Linked DNA regions of Homo sapiens: region 2 is linked to region 1. Evidence: chromatin loops called from intact Hi-C (ENCODE). Cell type or tissue: endothelial cell of umbilical vein. All regions are shown on one strand. Links, peaks and the distances in the headings refer to the core of each region. The heading gives the core; the rest is flanking DNA. Region 1 holds the start of MOB1B (MOB kinase activator 1B). Region 2 overlaps DCK (deoxycytidine kinase).

Region 1 (12,093 bases), core at 1,352-9,351:
GGGTTGCCCTATGTCGCCCAGGCTGTTTATAAGATCCTCCTGCCTTGGCCTCCTAAAATGCTGGGATGCGTGAGCCACTGTACCTGGCCAGTGAATCTTTCATAATTTTTGTCCTATGGACTAAGATCCTCAAAATTATACACAAAGTAGTACTTTCTAAAAAGTTTTGAAAGACTGGCTTTTTGAAAACAAAAATCAATTTTTATGTTGTGGTGCTTCCAAACACCAAAAGGGAGTTGGCATGATGATTAGGAAAGTTGTTTTATCAAATTATGCTGTTTATAAATGTAACCAGAATTTAAATACAATACAAGGAGTATATACATGCTACTCACTTCTGAATAGACAAGATCCAGTTCTCTGACCACCAAAATAGGTAAGATCCCTTTAATATATACTCATATACAGGCCAGGTGCAGTGGCTAACACCTGTAATCCCAACACTTTGGGAGGCTGAGGCAGGCAGATCACTTGAGGTCAGGAGTTCAAGACCAGCCTGGGCAACATGGTGAAACTCCGTCTCTACTAAAAAATACAAAAATTAACCAGGTGTGGTCATGCATACCTGTAATCCCAGCTACTCGGGAGGCTGAGGCAGGAGAATCACTTGAACCTGGAGGTGGAGGTTGCAGTGAGCCGAGATCGTGCCACTGCACTCCAGCCTGGGTGACAGAGTGAGTGAGACTCTGCTTGAAAAAATAAAAAAGACTTCATATACAACAAGGCCCTTTCTTTCATGACATTTACACATTTTCTAACTTTGCTTTTATTTGATTACTTGTATTTCCCAATGACCTATAGGATTCAGATGGTAAACACTAGGGCCTTTTTTTTTTTTTTTTAACTCTCAGAGGCCCATAGTAGACACTCAATGAATTCTTGTTGAGTAGATAAATGATTATAACCCAAAATCTAGCCATCCTATTGCATAAACCTCATATTCAAAAGAGTAACGAGCTTGAAGGGGAGGGTACTGGGTTAGGTTTGTGGTCAATAAAACATTCCTTCTTCCATTTTAAACATTAAATAATAAGCTCTGTGTTTGTTTTTTTGTTGTTGTTTTTGTTTGTTTGTTTGAGACGGAGTTTCACTCTTGTTGCCCGGGCTGGAGTGCAATGACACAATCTTGGCTCACCACAACCTCTGCCTCCTGGGTTCAAGCGATTCTCCTGCCTCAGCGTCCTGAGTAGCTGGGATTACAGGCATGCACCACCACACCTGGCTGATTTTTTTGTATTTTTAGTAGAGACGGCGTTTCTCCATGTTGGTCAGGCTGGTCTTGAACTCCCGACCTCAGGTGATCCGCCCGCCTTGGCCTCCCAAAGTGCTGGGATTACAGGTGTGAGCCACTGCGCCCGGCAGGCTCTGTGTTTTGATGCTTTGTGGGTTTTAGCAATAAATAAATGCACTGAAAGACATCAAGCTTCATCAGTCTTTCATGTCTCCATTCCTTTCTTTTTTTGTTTTGTTTTTTTTTTTTTGGAGCCTGAGTCTCGCTCTGTCGCCCAGGCTGGAGTGCAGTGGCGCAATCTTGGCTCACTTCTTCCTCCGTCTCCCAGGATCAAGTGATTCTCCCGAATCAGCCTCCCGAGTAGCTGGGATTACAGGCACCCACCACCACGCAGGGCTAATTTTTGTATTTTCAGCAGATATGGGGTTTTGCCATGTTGGCTAGGCTGGTCTCAAACTCCTGACCTCAGGTGATCTGCCTGCCTCAGCCTCCCAAAGTGCTGGGATTACAGGCATGAGCCACTGTGCCTGGGCCCTCCATTCTTTTTTTCTTTTCTTTCTTTTTTTTTTTTTTTTGAGACAGGGTCTTACTCTGTCACCCAGGCTGGAGTGCATTGGCGTGACCTTGGCTCACTGCAACCTCTGCCTCCCGGGTTCAAGAGATTCTTGTGCCTCAAATTCCTGAATAGTTGGGATTACAGGGCGTGCCACCACGCCTGGCTACTTTTGTACTTTTAGTAGAGATGGGGTTTTACCATGTTGGCCAGGCTGGTCTCCAACTCCTGACCTCAAGAGATCCGCCCGCCTCTGCCTCCTAAAGTGCTGGGATTACAAGTGTGTGCCATTCTATTCTATTATTCAAATTAATCTGTCCTTGAGAAGCACTTAAAATTGTACATTGGCTAGTCTTTAATGAAGCAAGAAATAGAATTAAAATCTAAGGAGCACTGATAAGGGTCAGGTTGAATTGTTAGCTTTGTTAAGTGTGATTGTGTAGCATGCCAAAATACACTTAGAATATATTTATTCTTTTTTTTTTATTTTTTCATAGAGATGGGGGGTTTTACTATGTTGACTAGGCTGATCTCAAACTCCTGCTTTCAAGTAATCCTCCGATCTCGGCCTCCCAAAGTGCTGGGATTATAGGTGTGAGCCATGGCATCAGGCCTCAAATGAATATATATACATATACATACACACACACACACATTTCCCTCTTTTTTTTTAATTTTACTTTAAGTTCTGGGATACATGTGCAGAAAGTGCAGGTTTGTTACACAGGTATACATGTGCCATGGTGGTTTGCTGTACCTATCAACCCCCATGGTGGTTTGCTGCACCTATCAACCTGTCATCTAAGTTTTAAGCCCCACATGCATTAGATGTTTGTCCTAATGCTTTCCTTCCCCTTGCCCCCCACCCCCCGACAGGCCCTGATGTGTGATGTTCCCCTCCCTGCGTCCATGTGTTCTCATTGTTCAACTCCCACTTGTGAGTGAGAACATGTGGTGTTTGCTTTCTGTTCCTGTGTTAGTTTGCTAAGAATTATGGTTTCCAGCTTCATCCATGTCCCTGCAAAGGACATGAACTAATTCTTTTTTATGGTTGCATAGTATTCCATGGTGTATATGTGCCACATTTTCTTTATCCAGTCTCTCGTTGATGGGCATTTGGGTTGGTTCCAAGTCTTCGCTACGGTAAATAGTGCTGCAATAAACAAACATGTGCATGTGTCTTTATTCAAATGAATATTTAAAGAGCATATGCCCACTCATGTTCTGTTCTATTCTGTACATGTTACAGTATAATTTCAATTCTTTGAAAAGTTGGATAGAACAAAAATTTTAATAATCTTGCTTCATAAACAAAAGGTTATTAGATTTTGGTCAGAAGAGATGATAATTATAAATATCTATTTGAATATAAACTCTCTTTGATTCTGAAATTCCCAATGTTTTTGATATGCTGAATAATTTTATATGACAGACATCATTTGATTTAAAGTCTAACCTGGAATCATATTGTATATTATTAACCTGACACCTCCCTCACATTTAGGACCAGTATATTTACGTTTTATTGGATGTTAATTCCAGGCAACTCTCCTAGTGGTATGATAAAGAAATACTCAGAAGGTATTTTTGCAGATTCTTTCCTCTGCCAGTTTTCCCTTATTCAGTGTCACAGGATACATCTAAATTATGTCAGACCAAAACTAAGGCTACCTAAGCCAAATCAGGGAGCAGTTTGGAAATGTGTGCCAGTCATTTGAAGGATGCCCCTGGCAGGAGAGAACTTTAGAACTGGAAGATATTTTAGAGATCATGTAATGATAGAAGGCTCCCATTTTAAATGGGCTAAAACTGAGGCTATGACAGGTCAACTCACTCTTTCCAAAGATAATCAGTAATCTGGTAATGCAAGTCTTACTTTCAGAAGACCCTTACAAGAATCATACAGGGCTGGGCGTGGTGGCTCACGCCTGTAATTCCAGCATATTGGGAGGCCAAGGCAGGCAGATCACGAGGTCAGGAGTTTGAGACCAGCCTGGCCAACATAGTAAAACCCCGTCTCTACTAAAAATTCAAAAATTAGCCAGGTGTGGTGGCACAGGCCTGTAATCCCAGCTACTTAGGAGGCTGAGGCAGAATTGTTTGAACCCAGGAGGCAGAAGTTGCAGTGAGCCTAGTCCAGAAGTTGCACCACTGGACTCCAGCCTGGGTGACAGAGTGAGACTCCGTCTCAAAAAAAAAAAAAAAAAAAAGAATTATACAGTAAGTCAGTACCATATCAATATTTGGAGCACAGGGTTTTATACCATAAATCTATTATTTTCATTCAGATAAATCCTCCTCTTTCTTCTTTTTGGGGAATCTTTTAAAAAATTTTTAATTTAATTTGAAGTTCCAGGATACATGTGCAGGACGTGCAGGTTTGTTACATAGGTAAACGTGTGTGCCATGGTGGTGTGCTGAACCTATCAACTTATCACCTAGGTATTAAGCTCTGCATGCATTAGCTATTTATCCTGATCTGGTAATCTTTTGAGTCTGTAAGTTTTCTCATTCCAGTAACCTCTGCTGTTCCTGAGATAGTGCAAGATTCTAGTATTTTCTTCTATTAAAAAATTTTTTTTTTGAGACGGAGTCTAACTCTGTCACCCAGGCTGGAGTGTAGTGGCATGATCTTGGCTCACTGCAACCTCTGCTTCCTGGGTTGGAGCAATTCTCCTGCCTCAGCCTCCCGAGTAGCTGGGATTACAAGTGTGTGCCACCATGCCCGGCTAATTTTTGTATTTTTAGTAGAGACGGGGTTTGGCCATGGTCTTGAACTTTGGCTGGTCTTGAACTCCTGACCTCAGGTGATCCACCCACCTCGGCCTCCCAGAGTGCTGGGATTACAGGCATGAGCCACTGCGCCCGGCCTAAAACGTTTTTTTTTTTTTTTTTTTTTTTTTTTTTTTTTTTTTTTACCACTTTACCAACGTGCCAAATAATAGTGCATATATGCAGTATAATACATTTCATATCTGCACCTACTTCAAAGTGTATTCTGCCCTTTGGGATAAGCCAAAGGTGAGCTAATATCTGCACATGATTTGTTTTGCTCAGATTCTCTTTGAAAACTTGTAGATTTGATGGGTGTTGTGAGTAAAGAAGACGGACATCTCTTCGATACCCGTATTTCCCTCCTAAATTGGTAATGCTGTGGTGACATATTCAAGGTATGTGAAGGATTCTTAAACAGAATATAAAGGCTTGCCCTGGGCCCCATAACCCTGTGAGAATAAAAGTCCCTTTGTAAGTGGGTCTGAATAGCTTCTAGCTTCTAGGATGTTCTGTGCATTAGAATGCTTACAAGCTTTGGCCCCCTAAGTGGTTACACCGATGACCACCCTATCATGCTGGGTTCCGTGGTGAACTGAGAGATGCCATTACCTTTCACCGCCCTTGGCCGGACACTCACGGTGGGCCTAACTCCGGTGGTAATTCCATCCCTCACTGCGGGACCTTGACATCCCCGAGCTGAAGCCCACTTCCTCCCTGACCTCTGGAGCCCAGCTGAGCGGCTCCGAGAGCTCTGCCATGACTCCTAACCGGGTGGACAGGGGGGCCGGGCAGCCGCGGCGCACACGCTGGGCGTCGTCCCTAGCAGCAGAGGAGACCAGAAGGTGAGAGTCCCCATGCCGCAGCCGGAGGGCCGGGGTGGGCTTGCACCGCTATCGCGAGAGCTCGTGAGGTGGGGGCGGCGGGGAGCTGGGGAGGGGCTCGCGGAGAGCCTGCCCCGCCTCCCTTTCCTTCCCCTCCCCTGGAGTGATTCAAGACGAGCGCTACCCACTTCCGCCCCCTCCCCCTGCCATTGGAACTAGCTGAGCCGAACTAGTTGCGGCCACCGAGCAGCCGGCTCTCGGCACCTCCTCCTCCGCCTCCCTGTCTCCTGTTCCATTCGCCTTTCCTCTTCTTTCCTGGCCCACGCCGCTCCGAGGCCTCGCGACCGCCGAGCCTGCAGCCTGCCCCGCGGCCAACATGAGCTTCTTGTTGTGAGTAGCCAGGCCCCGCACGCGCCGGCTTTGTTCGGGTGGACCTGGGCCCCCGCCCGCCGCCCGCCGCCCGTCGCCCGCCCTCGTCCCGACCCTCCTGGCCCAGCGCTCCCGGGGCCCGGCGTCACCACCAAGCGGGGCCCCGGGACTGCGCGGAGCGCTCGGACTACCTAACCGCCGCCTCCCCATAGGGCTTCGAGTACTCGTGGGCTCCTGCAGCCCTGAGGAGGTTCTTCCCCCCCGGCACACCCCGGGGCCAGCGCCTGGATTCCTTCATCACCCCCGTCTCTGCCTTCGCTCGCATTCCCGGGCTTGTTTGTGCGCTTCTCGTGGGTATCTCCCACTCGCCTGCACAATCCGTATCCAAGCGGTGCTCGGTTGAATGGCTCCGTCGCGGCTGCCCATTGCTCTTTTCTGGGTCCCAAGCACAGAAGATAAGACTGTCGTACTTTCCCCTGTCATCCCAGGACCCTTTTAACTTCCTCTCTCGTCTTAGGGCTGGGAAGTTGGGATGACAAGTTCTGTAGATGTAACACTGAAACAAGGCTACTTGCGGGTCGGGATCCCTTGGACACAGACGGGGGTCCCTGAGAAAGGGGTCTGGAGCCGCCCCCTTGCTTCCTAGAGGCGCCCTTCCTCCCAGAGGACTTCCCTGAAGAGGATGAGTTTTATCTTTTTAGACAACCAGCAAATAGGTTTTGGATAGTGTGCCCTGCCTAGGTTGATTAGGTCCACTGGGGAGTTGTTTTGAAAATCATTTGTAAATGCCAACTTTGGCGTCATGTTTAGTGCTGGTCATTATTTCACTTACTTATCGTTTGTTCCAGACGAGTGGAGGGGAACGTGGAGGGGGAAGGGCAGAAGGATGGGATGGCCAGATGTGGATATGGAGGCAGTAGATAAGCCTCAGGTCCTCTGAAAACAGGGGTTACAGCCTGAGGAATAACTCCTTTGAAGGCTTCGTTGTGATGCACTCATTCCATGTTTAGTCTGTGTTTAGAAAACTAATAAAAAACTTAGAAGTTGAAACTCACCCATATACTGTTTTACTGTTGTGGAGAAATTAGCATTTAAAGGATATTTTCTTAAGATTTCTCTTCTTTCCTTGCCTAATAATTTTTAGTCATTACATTGACGTCTGAATACTGAGAATTTAATTCACTCTTATTTTCACATGCTCACATCTAGAATTTTTTTTTTTAGGGTGTTTAAGCAAAACTGAACAAGGCTGACCTAGGGGCAGACTTGATATTTCCAATATGCATAGGGGACCTGGCTTGTGTCAACTTGCCTAAAACCTTTAAACGGAAAGGGATTTCTTAGGCTCCTCCTAGAAGTTGATTCTGAGTTTGTCGGATTGGCATAGGGCTAGATGACAGGACTGGGTGATTTTATAAAAAAGTCCTTGTTTCTTATTTTAGTTCTTTTTTTTTTTTTTTTTTTTTTTTGAGACGGAGTCTCCGCTCTGTCACCAGGCTGGAGTGTGTAGTGGCGTGATCTCGGCTCACTGCAACCTCTGCCTCCCGGGTTCAAGCGATTCTCCTGCCTCAGCCTCCTGAGTAGCTGGGACTACAGGCCCGCGCCACCACGCCTGGCTAATTTTTGTATTTTTAATAGAGATGGGGGTTTCACCATGTTGGCCAGGCTGGTCTCGAACTCCTGATTTCAAGTGATCTGCCTGCCTTGATCTCCCAAAGTGCTGGGATTACAGACGTGAGCCCACCGTGCCTGGGCAGTTTCTTGTTTTAGTTCTAATCACCATATTCAGGTATCTCAACTTGAAGCTTCTCATCTTGAGCTTAATTTTACATTGCTAATGTTTGATTGTTTTCAAGAATTTAGAAGCTGTATTCAAAATAGCACTGTAGATGATATCCATGACTACTGCTGATGGGCTTGTGTCTAGTAAGCTAAATTGGTTAAAGCAAGGCCAGTCGCGGTGGCTCATGCCTGTAATCCCAGCACTTTGGGAGGCCAAGACAGGCAGATCACCAGGTCAGGAGTTCGAGATCAGCCTGGCCAATATGGTGAAACCCCGTCTCTACTAAAAATACAAAAATTAGCTGGGCAAGGTGGCACGCACCTGTAGTCCCAGCTACTTGGGAGGCTGAGACGGGAGTATCACTTGAACCCGGGAGGTAGAGGTTGAAGTGAGACGAGATCGCGCCACTGCACTCCAGCCTGGGTGGCAGAGTGAGACTCTGTCTCAAAAAAAAAAAAAAAAAAGGTTAAAGCAGGGAAGAGCCATATTTGGCTGAAACTAGGGGATGGAGAAGTTTCTGATGCTATTTTTTGAATACAAATACAGTAGAATCCTATTTTTACATGGCTCAGTATTTAATAGATTCAGATTTGTGGTGGATTAGTTTGTTTCTCCTGAAGGTTAGTAACTACAAAAGAAATCTTGCTGTAACTAATGTATATAGAACTTTAGAGCATTTGCACTATTTGGGGCACAATTTTTCAGTTAGGTTATATCTATCTAGCAGTTGATATATTCTCAACATATTTAGCCCATGTGCTTGACAATCAGAAAAGTTAATTCAACATTTTCAGTTTTGGTCTTTGTCTACCGTCAATTAAAAATCCAAAGTGAACACCACATGGAAATGATTATTATTGGAAGTGAAAGAACAAAGCTTTGGTTATTTCTTCTATTTGTTATTTGGTATAACTGTCTGAATACTGTTTCTTTTTTTTTTTTTGGAGACAGGATCTCACTCTGTCGACCAGGATGGAGTGCAGTGGCATGACCACAGCTAACTGTAGCTTTGACTTCCCAGGCTCAGGTGATCCTTTCATCTCAAACCCCCTCCCCGCTACAAGTAGCTGGTACTACAGGTATGCTCCACTATGCCTAGCTAATTTTTTTTTTTTCGGTAGAGTCAGGGTTTTGCCATGTTGCCCAGGCTGGTCTCCTGGGCTCAAACAATCCACTCATCTTTGCCTTCCAAGATGCTGAGGTTACAGGTGTGAGCCATTACACCTGGCTATCTGAATACTATTTCTGTACCAACAGATGAGCAGAGAAGGAAAGCGTTACAGCTTAGGAGTTAAATACAAATATTTTCCTCCCGTTCTTGGAAGCTTACTGGGAAGCCTACGATCAGTGGATGGAGCAGAGGAAATAAGGGCAATGCAAGATGGGGCTGCAAAGGTGGTGACTCATGACTCTTGAGGGCTCTAAGATAGAAGGAAAGAACTACTACTGATTTTTAAAAGATGCACTGTGGGCCGGGCACAGTGGCTCCTGCTTGTAATTCCAACACTTTGGGAGGCTGAGGTGAGTGGATCACTTGACCCCAGAGTTCCACACCAACCTGGACAACATGGCGAAACTCTCTTTCTACCCCTAAAAATACAAAAATTAGCCAGGTGTGGTGGTGTGAGCCTGTAGTCCCAGCTACTCTGGGGGCTGAGGTGGAAGGGTCATCTGAGCCTGAGGAAATTAAATACTTCAAGGCTGTGGTGAGATGTAATCATGCCACTGCACTCTAGCCTGGCTGATAGAGAGTGAGACTCTGTCTTAAAAAAAAAAGGCCGGTCGCGGGGCATAATGGCTCAGGCCTGTAATCCCAGCACTTTGGGAGGCCGAGGTGGGTGGATCACTTGAAGTCAGGAGTTTGAGACCAGCCTGATCAAGAAATGAAACCCCATGTCTACTAAAAATAAAAAAAATTAGCCGGGCGTGGTGGCGGATGCCTATAATCCCAGTTACATGGGAGACTGAGTAGGAGAATCACTTGAATCCGGGAGACAGAGGTTGCAGTGGGCCAAGATTGTGCCACTGCACTCCAGCCTGGACGACAGAGTGAGACCGTCTCAAAAAAAGAAAAAAAATCACTGTGCCTGGCACTGATGTGGATGTTGGGCACCATTTGTGACAAGAGAGAAAAAAATCCCTGCATTGGTGGGGCTTATGTTCTGGTAAGTGTCCGTAAATACTGAACATCAATAAATCATGTAGTATGGCGGAAGGTTGTAAGTGCCATGGAACAAAGGAGAGCAGGGTATAGAGATTTTTGGATAGGGAGTTGAGACAGATTAGGATAATCCCCAGAGTGGGTTCCCAGATCATCTGCAGGAATGATACCTTTGTGTAGCTTTTGTATAAATGCTCAGGATAAATTTGCACTGCATATGTGGGTTTGGCTGGGACAGAGCTTTGGTTGTGCCGCAGTTTGGCCTCTGTGTATCTTCAGATTAAGCTAAACTCTCATGGTAGATACGGAAACTTCACAGGGACCTCATTTAATTTTGTGGACTCAAATCTTTTAAACACATCCTTAGCACCTGCTGTGTGCCAGGCGTAGAGGAAGATAAGAGATTCCAGAGATGGTGGATGGTATATCGTCATCTATGATAGATGCAATACAATCATGGGGGCCCAAAGTATGTGTAGCAATTTGTTCTACTTAGGCTTTAGGAAAGTTTCATGAAAGAAGTGGGTGATAATTAATGGAAGGTGAACAAGAGCTCTCTAAGAAGACAAGGGGAAATGGGAGAGTACAGTCAGAGGAAACATCTTTGAGTCAAGAAATTGCCTGTGAATTGTTCACTTCCACGTTTGTGCAAGAGGCTGTAGAATTTTGGAGCTAGCAGGGGTCTATTAGTAACATGGCCTACTTACTTCTTTTTGCTAAAGGGGCAAAATCACCAACTTGAGGTTGGTGGCCCAATTATTGGCCTGGGGACAGTTGGAACTCAGGTCTCCTGACGTAGGTGTTTTTCCTTCCTGACATTTTGTGCATATAAAAGGCAGGGAAATTGAGGATAAAAGTGAGTTCTAAGTAATCATTCAAAAAGTATATTTCATGTTCTCTTAAGTTTCTAGCATTTTTAAATTATGGGTCTCTTTTGACTAATGGAATTCTGAAAAAAAAAAATTTGACTTGGAAAAGACCAAAGTGTAATTTCCTAATGTAAGGCTACTTATTTGGAACGGAGTTAAAACAAGTACATTTAATTTAACTTTTTCTTGTTAAGAGACAGGGTCACCGAGGACGGTGGTGGCTCATGCCTATAACCCCAGCACTTTGGGAGACTGAGGGGGTGGAACCTTGAGCCCAGGAGTTTGAGAACAGCCTGGGTAACATGGCAGAACCCCCATCTCTACCAAAAAACATTAGCCAGGTGTGGTGGCGCTCAGCTGCTTAGGAGGCTGAAGTGGGTGGATTGCTTGAACCCAGGAGGCAGAAATTGCAGTGAGCCAAGATTGCACCACTGCACTCCAGCCTGGGTGACAGAGTGAGACTCTGTCTTAAAAAATAATTTAAAAAGAGACTGGGTGTTACTGTGTTGCCCGGGCTGTCCTCAAACTTCTAGGCTCAAGCAGTCCTCCCACCTCAACCTCCAGAGTAGCTGGGATTATAGGTGCATGCTACCACGCCTGGCTACAGTTAACTTATAAATGAAAGTCTGTAGGAAAGGTGGTTTGGGAATGTGAATGACTAAACCATGTCTATTTCTTCGTTCTTTCTTTTTTTTTTTTTTGAGATGGAGTCTCGCTTTTTCGCCCAGGCTGGAGTCCAGTGGCGCGATCTCGGCTCACTGCAACCTCCACCTCCCGGGTTCACGCCATTCTCCTGCCTCAGCCTCTCGAGTAGCTGGGACTACAGGCACCCACCACCATGCCCGGCTACTTTTTTTTTGTATTTTTAGTAGAGACAGGGTTTCACCGTGTTAGTCAGGATGGTTTCAATCTCCTGACCTCGTGATCCGCCTGCCTCGGCCTCCCAAAGTGCTGGGATTACAGGCATGAGCCACTGTGCCCGGCCCTCTTTTTTTTTTTTTTTTAAATGTCAACAATGAAAGCTGAACTAGGTGTATTTCTGTATAGGAAGAAACAGATGGATTGGGAAAAGAAGGAAGAAAGGAAGGAAATACTTACTGAGCACTGTGCTACATACCTTCCATTTGTCATTCTTAAGATTAGCAATTTAGGCCGGGCACGGTGGCTCATGCCTGTAATCCCAGTAGTTTGGGAGGCTGAGGCGGGTGGATCACGAGGTCAGGAGTTTGAGACCAGCCTGGCCAACATGGTGAAACCCTGTCTTTACTAAAAATACAAAAAAATTAGTCAGACATGGTGGCATGTGCCTGTAGTCCCAGCTACTCGGGAGGCTGAGGCAGTGGAATTGCTTGAACCCGTGAGGTGGAGGTTGCAGTGAGCCGAGATCATGCCGCTGCACTCCAGCTTGGGCAACACAGTGAGACTTCGTCTTAAAAAAAAAAAAGATTAGCAATTTAGCAGCACTTTGGGAGGCTGAGGCGGGTGGATCATGAGGTCAGGAGTTCAAGACCAGCCTGGGCAACATGGTGAA
Region 2 (12,093 bases), core at 1,422-9,421, 110 kb after region 1:
CCTGCCTCAGCCTCCCAAGTAGCTGGGATTACAAGCATGGGCCACCATGCCTGGCTAATTTTTTTTACTAGAGATGGGGTTTCTCCATGTTGGTCAGGCTGGGCCCAAACTCCTGACCTCAGGTGATCCGCCTGCCTCAGCCTCCCAAAATGTTTGGATTACAGGCCTGAGCCACTATGCCCAACCCTTCAGTGTCTTTTCACATTTTGTTTAAAAACAAGCAAATAAGGCCGGGTGCGGTGGCTCACACCTGTAATCCCAGCCCTTTGGGAGGCCGAGGCAGGTGGATCGCCTGAGGTCAGGAGTTCGAGACCAGCCTGGCCAACATGGTGAAACCCTGTCTCCACTAAACATACAAAAATTAGCTGGGCGTGGTGGTGGGCGCCTGTAATCCCAGCTACTCAGGAGGCTGAGGCGGGAGAATTGCTTGAACCCGGGAGGTGGAGGTTGCAGTGAGCCGAGATCGCGCCATTGCACTCCATCTCAAAAAAAAAAAAAACAGAAAAAACAAAAACACCAAAAAAAAAAAAAAAAAAGCAAATAAGAAAAAGAAAAACTACTATTCAGTAACTGAATTTTACCTTTCAAGCCTTTTGTCATTTACTCTCATTTCTTTTTACTTTCATTCTTGCCAGACTTTCACTCTGGGCAGAAGTTGTAATTTTGCAGCATTTTACCGTTCTGCACTGCAAATGAGGAAGAAAGAGAATGACAGAGTTCAGTGTCATTTTTTTAAATACCAAAATGTATGGTTGTATGTGTGAGAGAGACGTTGCTAAGATTTTCGTTTCTGGAGAAATGAGAATTGAAATTGAAAGCAAGGCCAGGTGTGGTGGTTTATGCATGTAATCCTGGAATTTTTTTTTTTTTAAGTGACAGCAAGTTTATTAGGAAAGTAAAGCAATAAAGAATGGCTACTCCATAGGCAGAGCAGCCAATCCCAGCACTTCGGGAGGCTGAGGCCAGAGGATCGCTTGAGCCCAGGAGTTCAAGACCAGCCTGGGCAACATAGGGTGACCCCGTCTCTACAAAAAATTTAAAAATTAGCTAGGTGTGGTAGCCTGCACTTGGGGTTACAGCTACTTGGAAGGCTGAGGTTGGAGGACTGCTTGAGCCCAAGAAATTGAGACTGTAGTGAGCCATGCTCATGCCACTGTACTCTAGCCTGAGTGACAGCAAGACCCTGTCTAAAAGAAAAAAAGAAATTGAAAGCAGTAAGGCAGAAACCTTAAAAATGGAAATGTATGCTAACAACTTACTTTGATCTGAGGAGTACAGAAAATTGAAAAAAAAGTATCTAAAAAAATTTAGCTGTTGGTATAAGGAATTCTGGGAATAATAATTGAATATTTAAAATGTAAATCACATATGCAAAGAGGAATCACTAGCAAGATATTCCATGGACTTTGAGAATATATGGTTTTGAATAACCAAAAATACTTTTTCATACACCTTCTATTTGCCAGGCATAGCTAACTTTAGACCTAGGGCCTAATTCAGTACACCCCAATCCTTAGGATATCCAGGACTAAATCTTAAAGGGGCTTTCTTCCCATATAGACCTCATTATCTTAAGAAATTGATGTTTTATATCTGATTTTTGGGGAAAGGCAAGGTTAGTCTACAGTAGAATTTTAAAGTGGGTAAATTTGTTTATTTGATTCTTTTTAAAAACATTTTTGACATGATATATCTGTAGAAAAGTAGGTAAAAGCTAATGTACAGTTTGAAGAACAGTTTTAAAGTTGACATCTTTATAACCATTATCCAGGTCAAGAAATACGACATCATCATTCCAGAAATCCCTGTTCGCCTTCTCCAATCACTATATCTTCTTTCCTACGTTACTACTCCGCTAGGGGTAATTACTCCCATTCTTTTGTGATAATAATTTTCCTGCTTCCTAAAAATTGTTTGAGCATACATGAACATACCTCTAAGTATAATTTAGTTTTGTCTATTTTTGAATGTTATATAAGTGGAATTACATTGTTTGCCTTTTTTCCTCTCGCTTCTTTTACTTAATACATTTATGAAATTTGTCCATATTATATGCAGCTGTAGCTTATTTTCAGCTATATAGTATTGAATTTTGTTTTTTAAAAATATTCTTTTTTTTGAGACAGGATTTCACTCTGTTGCCCAGGTAAAGTGCAGTGGCGCAGCCATGGTTCACTGCAGCCTCAACCTCCCTTGGCTCAGGTGATCCTCTCTCCTCAGCCTCCTGAGTATCTAGGACCATAGGCCACCACGCCTGTGTGCCACCAGGCTTGGCTAATTTTTGTATTTTTTATAGAGACGGGGTTTTGCCATGTTACCCAGGCTGGTTTCAAACTCCTGGGCTCAAGCGATCTGCCCATCTCAGCCTCCCAGAGTGTTGGGATTACAGGCTTGAGCCACTATGTGGGGCCTATAGTATTTAATTTTATTCGTCTATCACTGTTTGTCCATTTTATACCTTTAATTGATTTTTGAGTGATTTCCAATTTAGTTGCTTATGTAAACAGCATTGCTGTGAACATAAATTCACCCGCATACATGCAAAAGTTTCTGTAGGAATAAGAAGTAAAATTACTGGGAATGCTTATGATGCCTGTTTTCCAAACTGGCTTTCCAATTTTCTCTCCCCCCAGTGTAATCAAGCTCTCATTAATCTATGTCTTTGCCAGCATTTAGTAGTGTCTGGCTTTCTCATTTTTGTCATTCTGCTGAGTGTTTACTATTTTTTTGTTTAATTTGTATTTCCCCGCTGGCTAATGAGGCTGTGTTCCTTTTCATATGTTTATTAGTCATTTTGATTTTTGCAAAGTGCCCACTTGGGTCCTTTTGCCCATTTTCCTCTGAGCCATCTGTCTTCTCTCACTGCATTTTTAATGTAGCTTTTCGCTGAAGTACCTACTCAAGTTTGCTTAGCTTTTGAAGGAGAGACTGGAGTTCTAAAAGCAACTCTTTTTCCTTTTATTTCTGGGGTCAGCTGTCAGTGCAGTTATCCTCAGGTAGTAGACAGAAACTAACCAGATTAAACCAATGTTGGAAAATAGAGGGTATTCTTAAACAGGGTATTGGACTAGGTGACCTCCATTTAAGGTCCGTTGACATATTTGTCATTTGACTCTCAGCATGCCTCACATTAACCAAGGGCACAGAAACTGACATATAAAACCAAAATGCCAAAAATTTTAATTTGCAGAAAGAAATGTAATCATTAAGGTAATTGAATTTAGATCAGTTTATTCTTTATTTGGTTCGTAATTCTCAACCAGTGGAAGGAAGTCATAAGAATGTCTGAGAGCTAAACAGTTTGAACACATGGAGATAGAGTGTGGAAAAATAGATAACAATAACTGGGAAGGGTAGGAGGAGGGGAAGATGAAGAGGAGTGAGTTAAAGTGTACAGATATACAGGAAGCTTGAAGAAATAATTCAGTGTTTTATAGCAAGGTAGAATGGAAAAATACATTGTACTCAGGTGATGGACACCCTGAATGATTCGATTACTGCATATTATATACATGTACAAAATTTCTCATGTATTCCATAATTTGTACACACAAGAAAGAATCTCAAGGATTCGGGTGCTTTTTAAAATAACAATCCCTTGGAGGTTCAAATATGTGGGATGCCTCATAGTTAAAAGTCATCACCCTAGTGAATCACTGTTAACTGTTGGGAGTATACTGAACTCTTTAGTTAGGTTGCAGAGAAGTTGAAAAACATTGCTTTCGTATATAAGACAAGACAATTTATAATAAGGTTGTCTGTTGAGCTTGGAATCAGAGCCCAGAGGGATTAGTTAAATCATGTTAATCAGACTGTGTCATCAGACTGTGATGCATTAATACATTTGTCTTCATTTTAAGACTTAATGGCTTTCTGAATCTGATATCCATGTTTATGGGATGGGACATTTTCTTTCCATATACTTGATTCAGAATGCCAAACTGGCCATTCTTTATAACTAGCATGCAGGTGATCCTATTATTATTAACATATTCTTTTATCAGGCCGTTTATTGTAATCTGGTCATGTCTTCATGATGTTACAATTTGATTACCTTTGTTAGAGTTTGGTGCACATTCTTGGAAGGTAGCTTCAGCTTTTTTGTGTGTATTGGGGACTGCTCCGTTGTTAATTCTCTGTACTTCTGTACAGAGGGGGTAGTATTTTTGAGATATAGTTGTGGAATATGAGGATGGTTGGGTGGGTGGCTTCCCTGTATCTTTGGATATTTTCTTCCACTAAACTCAAGAAGTGAGATTTTATTTCTTCATCCAGTAGTCCTTCTTCCCCAGACTCATCCTTGATCTATTCCTTGAGGTTATAGTATGAATCACCCACTATTCAAATGTCAATTTTTCTTAGAATGCTGTTAGTGATGAGAAGTGACTGTTTTCAGACCTAACCTTGGCAAGGTCAGTCCTACTTTGATGTTCTTGTTTCATCACACTTCTTGGCATTTGTAGATTTGGAAGAATTGGGCCTTTGGTACCTCTGATCTCTTCGTTTAGCAACTTACTGTGCACCCATATGCTTAGCTTTTGCTGTTTTAGCTTTTTTTTTTTTTTTTTAACCTGCCACCTAGTGGCCGAAATGTTGCTATACTATTGATAAGGTACTCCTAATTTTGGCAAAATAGTAAGAGGCAAAGCACCAAAGATTATGTTCTCTCCCTTCTCCAAATCTCTCTTGGTGAGAATGATCTTTAAAACATACCACTCAGATTATTAGCAATCTTGGTATGGAACGTTTTTAAAAATAATAATAATGTACTTTATGTGGTGATTTATGTTATTATTTAGGCCCAAAGTTTTGATTTAATTGTTTCCTTTTAGCTTATTTTTGAGATATGCAGTCTGTTAGGAAGCTGTCTCTGTCTTGTTTTTTCATTGAGCTGAATTCTTTTGGAGGATCACTATTATTGTGAAGTACTATTTTACTTTTAATTAAAAAAATTAAGATATTTTTATTTTTAATTTACAGATAAAAATTATATTTAATTTTATATTATATTTATATATAAATCATATGTAATGTAAATTATATACATAAGTTATATATAATATAAAAATTATATACATAATATAAATTATATATAATATAAAAATTATATTTATGGTATGCAACATGATGTTTTAAAATATGTCTACATTGTGGAATGGTTAAACCAAGCTAATTAACATACGCATTACCCGTACTATTTTACTTTTATCCAATACTTCTTACCACTAATAAGCCACTGAAAAACTAGTAATTGTGATAAAGAAGGTGTAAACCATACTTATTTATGACAGAACAGCATATTTTTTACTTTTAATAAGTCATTCTTTTTTTTTTTTTTTGAGACGGAGTCTCGTTCTGTCGCTCAGGCTGAAGTGCAGTGGTGTGATGTTGGCTCACTGCAACCTCTGCCTCCCAGGTTCAAGCGATTTTCCTGCCTTAGCCTTCCAAGTAGCTGGAGCTGGGATTACAGGCATGTGCCACCACGCCTGGCTAATTTTTGTAATTTTAGTAGAGATGGGGTTTCACCATGTTGGCCAGGCTGGTCTTGAACTCCTGACCTCAAGTGATCCACCCATCTCAGCCTCCCAAAGGGCTGGGATTACAGGTGTGAGGTCTCTTTTTTTTTTTTTTTTTTTTTTTTAAGACGGAGTCTTGCTCTGTCCCTTAGTAAGTCATTCTTGAAAATTAGTTAAGAATGCTTGATAAAGCACTTCCACTTGTACCTTTTGAATAGATGTGATAACTTTTGTTGGCTTGTATTTTTTTGAGTCTTGCTTTATTGCCCAGGCTGGAGTGCAATGGTGAACCTCAGCCCACTGCAGCCTCCGCCTCCTGGGCTCAAGTGATCCTCCCACCTCAGCCTCCTCAGTAGCTGGGACTACAGGCCCACACCAACATGCCCGGCTAATTTTTGTATTTTTTATAGCGATAGGATTTTGCCAATGTTGTCTGGATTTGTCTCAAACTCCTGGGATCAAGCAATCCGCCTGCCTCGGCCTCCCAAAGTGCTAGAATTAGGCATATGAGTCACCATGCCTGGCCTGTTGGCTATTTTATAATTATCTTGTTTGGTAGACTCTGATCTTTTACAGTTGAACTTAATTCAACTCTTTTGCAATGTTTACAAAGATTAGACCTAGAATTAAAAGATAAATGATTTTATAGCTGACCTTGATATTTCTATTTTTCACTTACCTTGACAATAATCTGTACTTCCTATAACAATGAAGTATTCTTTCATAAAGTGAAAATGGACATATATTATAGAGAACAGAATAAATGTTATTCATAATCCTACCACTCTGTATGTATCTTTTACATAGTTGAATTAATAATGTAATATATTAAATTTTGGTGGAGGTGATATGTAATTTAAAAAATATTATAAAGTAATACCTGTTTACTGTTTGAAGTTAAGGAAATATTAGAAATTATCAAAAGAGGGGACTAAAACTTACCTATAACCTTATTATCCAGAGATAACCATAGATCTTACTTGAAAGAACAGTATACAGTTTTGTATTTTGTTTCTTCCCCACCCCCCACAATATTTATATGTCAAGAGTCTGAGATCCAACTGCAAGGCGGCAGTGAGGCTGGGGGAGGGGCGCCCACCATTGCTGAGGCTTGGGTAGGTAAACAAAGTGGGCTGGAAGCTGGAACTGGGTGGAGCCCACCGCTGCTCAAGGAGGCCTGCCTGCCTCTGTAGACTCCACCTCTGGGGGCAGGGCATAGCTGAACAAAAGGCAGTAGAAACCTCTACGGACTTAAATGTCCCTGTCTGACAGCTTTGAAGAGAGTAGTGGTTCTCTCAGCACGGAGTTTGAGATCTGAGAACGGACAGACTGCCTCTGCAAGTGGGTCCCTGACCCCCGAATAGCCTAACTGAGAGGCACCCCCCAGTAGGGGGAGACTGACACCTCATACGGCTGGGTACCCCTCTGAGACGAAGCTTCCAGAGGAACGATCAGGCAGCAACAATTGCTGTTCAGCAGTATTCGCTGTTCTGCAGCCTCCGCTGCTGATACCCAGGCAAACAGGGTCTGGAGTGGACCTCCAGCAAACTCCAACAGACCAGCAGCTGAGGGTCCTGGCTGTTAGAAGGAAAACTAACAAACAGAAAGGACATCCACACCAAAACCCCATCTGTACGTCACCATCATCAAAGACCAAAGGTAGATAAAACCACAAAGATAGGGAAAAACAGAGCAGAAAAGCTGAAAATTCTAAAAATCAGAGCGCCTCTCACCTCCAAAGGAACACAGCTCCTCGCCAGCAACGGAACAAAGCTGGACGGAGAATGACTTTGACGAATTGAGAGAAGAAGGCTTCAGATAATCAAACTTCTCCGAGCTAAAGGAGGAAGTTCGAACCCATGGCAAAGAAGCTAAAAACCTTGAAAAAAGACGAATGGCTAACTAGAATAACCAGTGTAGAGAAGTCCTTAAGTGACCTGATGGAGCTGAAAACCATGGCACGAGAACTACATGACGAATGCACAAGCTTCAGTAGCCGATTCAATCAACTGGAAGAAAGGGTATCAGTGATTGAAGATCAAATGAATGAAATGAAGTGAGAAGAGAAGTTTAGAGAAAAAAGAGTAAAAAGAAATGAACAAAACCTCCAAGAAATATGGGACTATGTGAAAAGACCAAATCTGCGTCTGATTGGTGTACCTGAAAGTGATGGGGAGAATGGAACCAAGTTGGAAAACACACTTCAGGATATTATCCAGGAGAACTTCCCCAATCTAGCAAGGCAGGCCAACATTCAAATTCAGGAAATACAGAGAACACCACAAAGATACTCCTCGAGAAGAGCAACTCCAAGACACATAATTGTCAGATTCACCAAAGTTGAAATGAAGGGAAAAATGTTAATGGCAGCCAGAGAGAAAGGTCGGGTTACCCACAAAGGGAAGCCCATCAGACTAACAGTGGATCTCGCGGCAGAAACGCTACAAGCCAGGAGAGAGTGGGGGCCAATATTCAACATTCTTAAAGAAACGAATTTGCAACCCAGAATATCATATCCAGCCAAACTAAACTTCATAAGTGAAGGAGAAATAAAATCCTTTACAGACAAGCAAATGCTGAGAGATTTTATCACCACCAGGCCTGCCCTACAAGAGCTCCGGAAGGAAGCACTAAACATAGAAAGGAACAAGCGGTACCAGCCACTGCAAAAACATGCCAAATTGTAAAGACCATCGAGGCTAGGAGGAAACTGCATCAACTAATGAGCAAAATAACCAGCTAACATCATAATGACAGGATCAAATTCACACATAACAATATTAACCTTAAATGTAAATGGGCTAAATACTCCAATTGAAAGACACAGACTGGAAAATTGGATAATTGGATAAAGACTCAAGACCCATCAGTGTGCTGTATTCAGGAGACCCATCTCATGTGCAGAGACATACATAGGCTCAAAATAAAGGGATGTATGAAGATCTACCAAGCAAATGGAAAACAAAAAAAAGGCAGGTGTTGTAATCCTAGTCTCTGATAAAACAGTCTTTAAACCAACAAAGATCAAAAGAGACAAAGAAGGCCATTACATAATGGTAAAGGGATCAATACAACAACAAGAGCTAACTATCCTAAATATATATGCACCCAATACAGGAGCACCCAGATTCATAAAGCAAGTCCTTAGAGACCTACAAAGAGACTTAGACTCCCACACAATAATAATGGGAGACTTTAACACCCCACTGTCGACATTAGACAGATGAACGAGACAGAAAGTTAACAAGGATATCCAGGAATTGAGCTCAGCTCTGTACCAAGCGGACCTAAAAGACATCTACAGAACTCTCCACCCCAAATCAACAGAATATACATTCTTCTCAGCACCACATCGCACTTATTCCAAAATTGACCACATAGTTGGAAGTAAAGCACTCTTCAGAAAATGTAAAAGAACAGAAATTATAAAAAACTGTCTCTCAGACCACAGTGCAATCGAACCTAGAACTCAGGATTAAGAAACTTACTCAAAACCGCTCAACTACATGGAAGCTGAATAACCTGCTCCTGAATGACTACTGGGTACATAACGAAATGAAGGCAGAAATAAAGATGTTCTTTGAAACCAATGAGAACAAAGACACAACATACCAGAATCTCTGGGACACATTTAAAGCAGTGTGTAGAGGGAAATTTATAGCACTAAATGCCCACAAGATAAAGCAGGAGAGATCTAAAATTGACACCCTAACATCACAATTAAAAGAACTAGAGAAGCAAGAGTAAACACATTCCAAAGCTAGCAGAAGGCAAGAAATAACTAAGATCAGAGCAGAACGGAAGGAAATAGAGACACAAAAAACCCTTCAAAAAATCAATGAATCCAGGAGCTGGTTTTTTGAAAAGATCAACAAAATTGATAGACCGCTAGCAAGACTAATAAAGAAGAAAACAGAGAAGAATCAAATAGACTCAATAAAAAATGACAAAGGGAGTATCACCACTGATCCCACAGAAATACAAACTACCATCACAGAATACTATAAACACCTCTACAAACACCTCTACGCAAATAAACTAGAAAATCTAGAAGAAATGGATAAATTCCTGGACACATACACTGTCACAAGACTAAACCAGGAAGAAGTTGAATCCCTGATTAAACCCATAACAAGCTCTGGAATTGAGGCAATAGTTAAGAGCCTGCCATCCAAAAAAAGTCCAGGACCAGATGGATTCACAGCCGAATTCTACCAGCAGTACAAGGAGGAGCTGGTACCATTCCTTCTGAAACTATTCCAATCAATAGAAAAAGAGGGAATCCTCCCTAACTCATTTTATGAGGCCAGTATCATTCTGATACCAAAGCCTGGCAGAGACACAACAAAAAAAGAGAATTTTAGACCAATATCCCTGATGAACATCGATGCAAAAATCCTCAGTAGAATACTGGCAAACTGAATCCAGCAGCACATCAAAAAGCTTATCCACCATGATCAATTGTGCTTCATCCCTGGGATGCAAGGCTGGTTCAGCATACGCAAATCAATAAACATAATCCAGCATATAAACAGAACCAAAGACAAAAACCACATGATTATCTCAATAGATGCAGAAAAGGCCTTTGACAAAACTCAACAACCCTTATGCTAAAAACTCTCAATAAATTAGGTATTGGTGGGATGTATCTCAAAATAATAGGAGCTATTTATGACAAACCCACAGCCAATATCACACTGAATGGGCAAAAACTGGAAACATTCCCTTTGAAAACTGGCACAAGACACGGATGCCCTCTCTCACCACTCCTATTCAACATAGTGTTGGAAGTTCTGGCCAGGGTAATCAGGTAGTAGAAGGAAATAAAGGGTATTCAATTAGGAAAAGAGGAAGTCAAATTGTCCCTGTTTGCAGATGACATGATTGTATATTTAGAAAACCCCATCGTCTCAGCCCAAAATCTCCTTAAGCTGATAAGCAACTTCAGCAAAGTTTCAGGATACAAAGTCAATGTGCAAAAATCACAAGCATTCTTATACACCAATAACAGACAAACAGAGAGCCAAATCATGAGTGAACTCCCATTCACAGTTGCTTCAAAGAGAATAAAATACCTAGGAATCCAACTTACAAGGGATGTGAAGGACCTCTTCAAGGAGAACTACAAACCACTGCTCAATGAAACAAAAGAGGACACAAACAAATGGAAGAACATTTCATGCTCGTGGATAGGAAGAATCAATATCGTGAAAATGGCCATACTGCCCAAGGTAATTTATAGATTCAATGCCATCCCCATCAAGCTACCAATGACTTTCTTCACAGAATTGGAAAAAACTACTTTAAAGTTCATAAGGAACCAAAAAAGAGCCCGCATTGCCAGGTAAATCCTAAGCCAAAAGAACAAAGCTGGAGGCATCACGCTACCTGACTTCAAACTATACTACAAGGCTACAGTAACCAAAACAGCATGGTACTGGTACCAAAACAGAGATATAGACCAATGGAACAGACCAGAGCCCTCAGAAATAATACCACACATCTACAACCATCTGATCTTTGACAAACCTGAGAAAAACAAGAAATGGGGAAAGGATTCCCTATTTAATAAACGGTGCTGGAAAAATGGCTAGCCATATGTAGAAAGCTGAAACTGGATCCCTTCCTTACACCTTATACAAAAATTAATTCAAGATGGATTAAAGACTTAAATGTTAGACCTAAAACCATAAAAACCCTAGAAGAAAACCTAGGCAATACTATTTGGGACATAGGCATGGGCAAGGACTTCATGTCTAAAACACCAAAAGCAATGGCAACAAAAGCCAACATTGACAAATGGGATCTAATTAAACTCAAGAGCTTCTGCACAGCAAAAGAAACTACCATCAGAGTGAACAGGCAACCTACAGAATGGGAGAAAATTTTTGCAATCTACTCATCTGACAAAGGGCTAATATCTAGAATCTACAATGAACTCAAACAAATTTACAAGAAAAAAACAACCCCATCAAAAAGTGGGCAAAGGATATGAACAGACACTTTTCAAAAGAAGACATTTATGCAGCCAACAGACACATGAAAAAATGCTCATCATCACTGGCCATCAGAGAAATGCAAATCAAAACCACAATGAGATACCCTCTCACACCAGTTAGAATGGTGATCATTAAAAAGTCAGGAGACAACAGGTGCTGCAGAGGATGTGGAGAAATGGGAACACTTTTCCACTGTTGGTGGGACTGTAAACTAGTTCAACCATGTGTAAGACAGTGTGGTGATTCCTCAAGGATCTAGAACTAGAAATACCATTTGACCCAGCCATCCCATTAGTGGGTATATACCCAAAGGATTATAAATCATGCTGCTATACAGACACATGCACACATATGTTTATTGCGGCACTGTTCACAATAGCAAAGACTTGGAACCAACCCAGATGTCCATCAGTAATAGACTGGATTAAGAAAATGTGGCACATATACACCATGGAATACTATGCAGCCATAAAAAAGGATGAGTTAATGTCCTTTGTAGGGACATAGATGAAGCTGGAAACCATCATTCTCAGCAAACTGTCGCAGGGAAAAAAAACAAAACACTGCATGTTCTCACT

What was found. A loop is a pair of places that touch in the nucleus more often than their neighbours do. Peaks named below come from ENCODE experiments on the same cell type or tissue, not always from the same donor. Only the 100,000 strongest peaks of a DNase experiment are listed, where the experiment ranks them.
Region 2: a loop joins it to region 1, with 4 times the contacts of the local background. A loop is called at or near these places in 11 of 110 quality-filtered maps.

The regions. Positions count from the first base shown.
Region 1 is chr4:70,896,781-70,908,873 of GRCh38, forward strand. MOB1B (MOB kinase activator 1B) reads left to right here and starts at 5,589. Exons shown (of 6, transcript NM_173468.4): 1 at 5,589-5,770. The coding sequence starts at 5,757. LOC124900711 (a long non-coding RNA gene) reads right to left here and starts at 5,451. Exons shown (of 2, transcript XR_007058132.1): 1 at 5,169-5,451; 2 at 2,440-2,937. RefSeq lists silencers at 5,409-5,558, 5,869-5,918. In endothelial cell of umbilical vein, for the core only: no CTCF peak of the experiment used is centred there; DNase peaks (open chromatin) are centred at 5,681, 6,251 and 6,581; H3K4me3 peaks cover 1,856 bases; H3K27ac peaks cover 1,748 bases.
Region 2 is chr4:71,005,616-71,017,708 of GRCh38, forward strand. The region is part of intron 2 of DCK (deoxycytidine kinase); the gene reads left to right. Among named protein-coding and RNA genes, the nearest start is that of DCK, 18 kb to the left of the region's middle. RefSeq lists an enhancer at 789-928. In endothelial cell of umbilical vein, for the core only: a CTCF peak has its summit at 4,564 (motif pointing left); a DNase peak (open chromatin) is centred at 4,566.